Linked DNA regions of Homo sapiens: region 2 is linked to region 1. A link is an interaction called in ENCODE POLR2A ChIA-PET data of the cell type or tissue named here. Cell type or tissue: GM12878. All regions are shown on one strand.

Region 1 (2,500 bases):
GGGGAATGGTATCTGCTTCCTGCCGTATGCAATCATTTTAGTTTTTAATTCTTATACCAATCCACTTAATATTTCTTGGTGTAAGAAAGTTGTTTGTGTACGTAAGAAATCCAAGCAGCATGTATTAAGCCCAATTACACAAAATTATATGTTGACTTTAGTTTTCTGGGTTTTTTTTTTTTTTTTTTTTTTGTGATGGAGTCTCACTCTGTCACCCAGGCTGGAGTGCAGTGGCACGATCTCGGCTCACTGCAAGCTCTGCCTGCCGGGTTCATGCCATTCTCCTGCCTCAGCCTCCCGAGTAGCTGGGACTACAGCCACCTGCCAGCATGCCTGGCTAATTTTTTTGTATTTTATTTAGTAGAGACATGTTTTCACCATGTTAGCCAGGATGGTCTCAATCTCCTGACCTTGTGATCTGCCCGCCTCGGCCTCCCAAAGTGCTGGGATTACAGGCATGAGCCACCGCACCTGGCCTTCTGGGGTTTTTAAAATACAAATGATAAATTTAGGCACCTGATTGGCATATCTCCATCTATAGTATAGTTGCTGGAAGGCAAGATCAGTGAGTTTGTATATTATGACTTTGCGGAAGGCTCCTAAAATCTGTATGAGAGGTGCAATATTGTGTTTTGTAGAATTTGTGTGGTTCAGATATTTTATATATAAAGAGTTCTTGATCACAGGAGGGATCATTAGATTAGAAGAGTTTGAGAGCCAAGAAGCAGATACAAAAGTTAAAAATGTTTCTGGTCCAACAAGTGCTCTTCCAGCATTTTGTTGGATTTGCAGGGGAGGGCAGATCTCCCTTGTTCTATCCTAAGAAATATCCTCAGATGAAAACTAACCCATCAAGCAGCCAACCAACCAATCAAACAACTGACCAAACAAACTCACCCATGCTCATCTCCCGTGTAAAAACCACCTCAACACATGCAAGGTACACAAAATTCTGTATTTCTCAATCTGATTTTGAGGAAGTAATTCTTTTCATTGTCAAAGGCATCCTTGTTTACGAAAGGATTTAAATTTAGAATGGCTTCAGTAGCTTTAAGTATTTGTTTACAGATCCTTAGCTGCTTTTCAGCAGTAGAGCCCACTTCCCATTTTCTAGGTTGACTTACACATTCTATAACTAGGCAGAGAAGCCAGGGCAGGCATTACTGTCTAATGAAGAAGCAGAAGCTTGGATAAGTGAAGCATCTCTTCTAGCTGTCATGACTGGTAAAAGCAAGGTGTCCTGTGAACGCAGGGATCTAGGACTCCTAAATCCCAGTTAAGGACTGTCCAAAGCAGGGAAGAGACTGTACTGTGGTACTGCTGCATGGTTGGGGGACTTTCAGGCCAAGTCATCTAACCTCCCCCATCGCAGTTTTCTTATTTATCAAATGGAGTTTGACTTTGTTTATTTAGGTATTCTCCATCTATCTGTAGAAGTCTGCAATTTAATAATAAAGAAACTTATAGCTAAAATACTATGATCTCTTTCCCATGAAAACATTAGTTAGAAATAAAGATTTTTAAAAAACACCCAAAGTCATGAGGTCAGCTTGAGTGAAATGGTTACGTTTATCCATAATTAGCTTTGTAGGAGTTGCTACCATTCTGTTTGTATATAGGCTGCAGAGACGGAGTTAGATCTGTATTGGCTGGGCATGGTGGCTCATGCCTGTAATCCCAGGACTTAGGCTGAGGCAGGCGGATCACCTGAGGTTGGGAGTTCGAGACCAGCTTGACCAACATGGAGAAACCCCGTCTCTACTAAAAATACAAAATTAGCCAGGTGTGGTGGCACATGCCTATAATCCCAGCTACTAGGGAGGCTGAGGCAGGAGAATCACTTGAACCTAGGAGGCGGAGGTTGTGGTGAGCCAAGATCGCACCATTGCACTCCAGCCTAGGCAACAGGAGCGAAACTCCGTCTCAAAAAAAAAAAAGTCTATACTCAAACATTTGCAGAAGCGTTTTTGGGGAGATATACTCACAGTTAAAGTACCAGAGAAGAGAATGATCATTACTTTTGCTCCACACTGGCCAAGAGCTTTGTATGTCTTCTTTTTGTGCTCTGTGATTTATTTAATGCTCTTCTCATCTGACATGAAAGATGGTGTCCTGGGAGAATTAGCCATATGTTTTTATTTTCCTGCCTTCATTCTCAACCACATGCTTTGCAGAGACAGTGTAGTGGATAAATCACAGGATTTATACTTGGGCAGACTTGGTTCCATTTCCAAGCTCAGAAGGTGTGACTGTGAGCAGCTTACTTAATTTTTTTGTAAATCTTAGTTTTTTCATCATCATCATCACAGCTAACATTAATTTATTATATATTGTAGTAGATACTGTTCCAAACCCATTACCTGCATTAACTCATTGAGGATTTACAATAACCTACAAAGTAGAATAATTATATTCTCCATCTTACACATGAAGATTATGAGATGCAGAGAGGTTAAGTAATTCTGAAGTCATGCAGCAGAGTGAGAAATCTAGATTTTAT
Region 2 (2,500 bases), 1.9 Mb before region 1:
TCTTTCAAAATTGGAGTCAATCCTCTCAAAACCTGCTGCTGCTTTGTCAACTAAGAGTATGTAATATTCTAAATTTTTGGTTGTCATTTCAGCAACGTTCACAGCGTCTTCAACAGGAATAGATTCCATCTGAAGGAACCACTTTCTTAGCTCATCCATAAGAAGCAACTCCTCACCCATTCAAGTTTTATCACAAGATGACAGCAATTCAGTCACATCTTCAGTCTTCACTCCTAATTCTAATTTCTTGCTGGCATCTGCAGTCACTTCCTCTACTAAAGTGTTTAGTTATTCATGAGGTTGGAATCAAATTCTTCCAAACTCCTATTCATGTTGATATTTTGACCTCAGTCTATGATTTAGAAATGTTTTTAATGGCATCTAGAATGCAGAATTCTTTCCAGAAAGTTTTCAACTTGCTTTGCCTAAATCCAACATGTATTTATCAACTAATAAGACTTCAAAGTTTAAATTACTTCTTAATTCATAGGCTGGATTTATTAGCAGGTATAAAAGCAGTATTAATCTCCTTGTATACCTCCATCAGCTCTCTTGGGTGACCAGGTGCATTGCCAATGAGCAATAATATTTTCAAAGGAATATTTTCTTTCCTGAGCAGTAAGTCTCAACAGTGGGCTTAAAATATTCAGTAAGCCATGCTGAAAACAGATACGCTCTCATCTAGGCTTTGTTATTCCATTTATAGAGCACAGGCAGAGTAGATTTAGCATGATTCTTAAGTGATTTAGGATTATTGGAATAATAAATGAGCATTGATTTCAACTTAGTCATCAACTGCATTAGCCCCTAACAGAGAGTCAGCCTTTCCCTTGAAGCTTTGAAGCCAGGCATTGACTTCTCCTCCCTAGCTGTGAACGTCCTAGATGGCATCTTCCAACAGAAGGCTGTTTTACCTACGGTGAAAATCTGTTGTTTAGTGTAGCCACTTTAATCAATGATCTTCGCTAGATCTTCTGGATAACTTGTTGGAGCTTCTACATCAGCACTTGCTGCTTCATCTTGCACTTTTACGTTATGGAGATAGCTTCTTTTCCTTAAACCTCATGGTCCAACCTGTGCTAGTTTCAAACTCTTCTTCTTCAGCTTCTTCACCTCCCTCAGCCTTCGTAGAATCAAAAGAGTTAGGGCCTTGCTCTGGATTACATTTGACTTAAGGGAATGTTGTAGCTGGTTTGATTTTCTATCCAGATCACTTAAACTTTCTCCATATCAGCAAGGCTGTTTTGCTTTCTCATCCTTTGTGTGTTCACTGGAGTAGCACTTTAAATTTCCTTCAAGAACTTTTTCTTTGCATTCACAACTTGGCTGAATGTTTGGCACAAGAGGCCTGCTTTTTGGCTTATTTCAGCTTTCAACATGCCTTCCTTACTATGTTTAATCATTTCTAGCTTTTGATTTAAAGTCAGAGATGCGCAACTCTCCTTTTCACTTGAACACTTAGAGACCATTAATTGGTCTAATTGCAATATTGTGTCTCACAGAATAGGGAAGCCCAAAGAAAGGGGAAAGGCAGAGGAGTGGCCAGTCAGTGGAGTAAGCAGAACACACATACGTTTGTCAATTAAAGTTGCCATCCTATATGGGCAAGATTGTGGTGCCTCAAAACAATAGTAACGTCAAAGATCACTGATCACAGATACATAACAGATACAATACAATAACAATGAAAAAGTTTGAAATGGTGCATGAATTACCAAAGTGTGACACAGAGACACAAAATGAGCACATGCTTTTGGGAAAATGGCATTGATAGACTTCTTCAACACAGGGTGGTCACAAACCTTCAATTTGGAAGGAGCAAAATATCTATAAAGAACAATAAAACGAGCTATGCCTGTACATCAAGGGACAGAAGACAATGAAGCAACTTCTTTAAAATTCTGAAAGAAAAAAGTTTCAGTCCAGAATACTATATAGAGGTAAAATATTATTTATTTGTTACCAGCCCATCTACACTGCAAAAAAAAAAAAAAAAAAAAAAAATGCTAAAAGAGATTCTTCCAGCTGAAGAAAATAAATTCCAGATGAAACGTGAACATATGGGAAGTAATAAAGAATAAAAGAAATGCTAAATAAATGAGTGAATTAAAAAGAACAGTGTGTTTTTTATTTTTGAAATTTCCTTAAAAGGTTGTTTAAAGCAAAAGTAATACTATTTTAAGTTGTAATTGATAATACACATAGAAATATAAGACATAGCAACAAGAGCACAAAAGAGGAAGCAAGTAAATAGAATTATGCTATGGTTGAGATAGTACAGCATGAATTTGGAAGTAAAAGTGGAAACTGAAAGGCCTGAAATATAAAATGATACAATATGAACACTCACTAGGCTTTGATAGGTGAAGGATGTGTGTTGTTAGTACTAGCTCAACCAGTAAAGAAAATAAACAGTTATACCTATGAAGCCAATAGAGAACATAAATGTACATATAAAAAAATTGATAAATGCAAAGATGACAAGAAAACATGACCATAG

The links. ChIA-PET counts read pairs that join two places held together with the same protein. Peaks named below come from ENCODE experiments on the same cell type or tissue, not always from the same donor. Only the 100,000 strongest peaks of a DNase experiment are listed, where the experiment ranks them.
Region 2: POLR2A ChIA-PET joins it to region 1 with 5 read pairs; 2 of 35 experiments call an interaction of 5 or more read pairs at or near these places.

What each region holds. Positions count from the first base shown.
Region 1 is chr9:84,747,304-84,749,803 of GRCh38, forward strand. All of the region lies in intron 11 of NTRK2 (neurotrophic receptor tyrosine kinase 2), which reads left to right. Among named protein-coding and RNA genes, the nearest start is that of NTRK2, 79 kb to the left of the region's middle. In GM12878, no CTCF peak of the experiment used is centred here; a DNase peak (open chromatin) is centred at 998; H3K27ac peaks cover 1,798 bases.
Region 2 is chr9:82,853,672-82,856,171 of GRCh38, forward strand. No RefSeq gene overlaps it. Among named protein-coding and RNA genes, the nearest start is that of RASEF, 210 kb to the right of the region's middle. In GM12878, no CTCF peak of the experiment used is centred here; no DNase peak of the experiment used is centred here.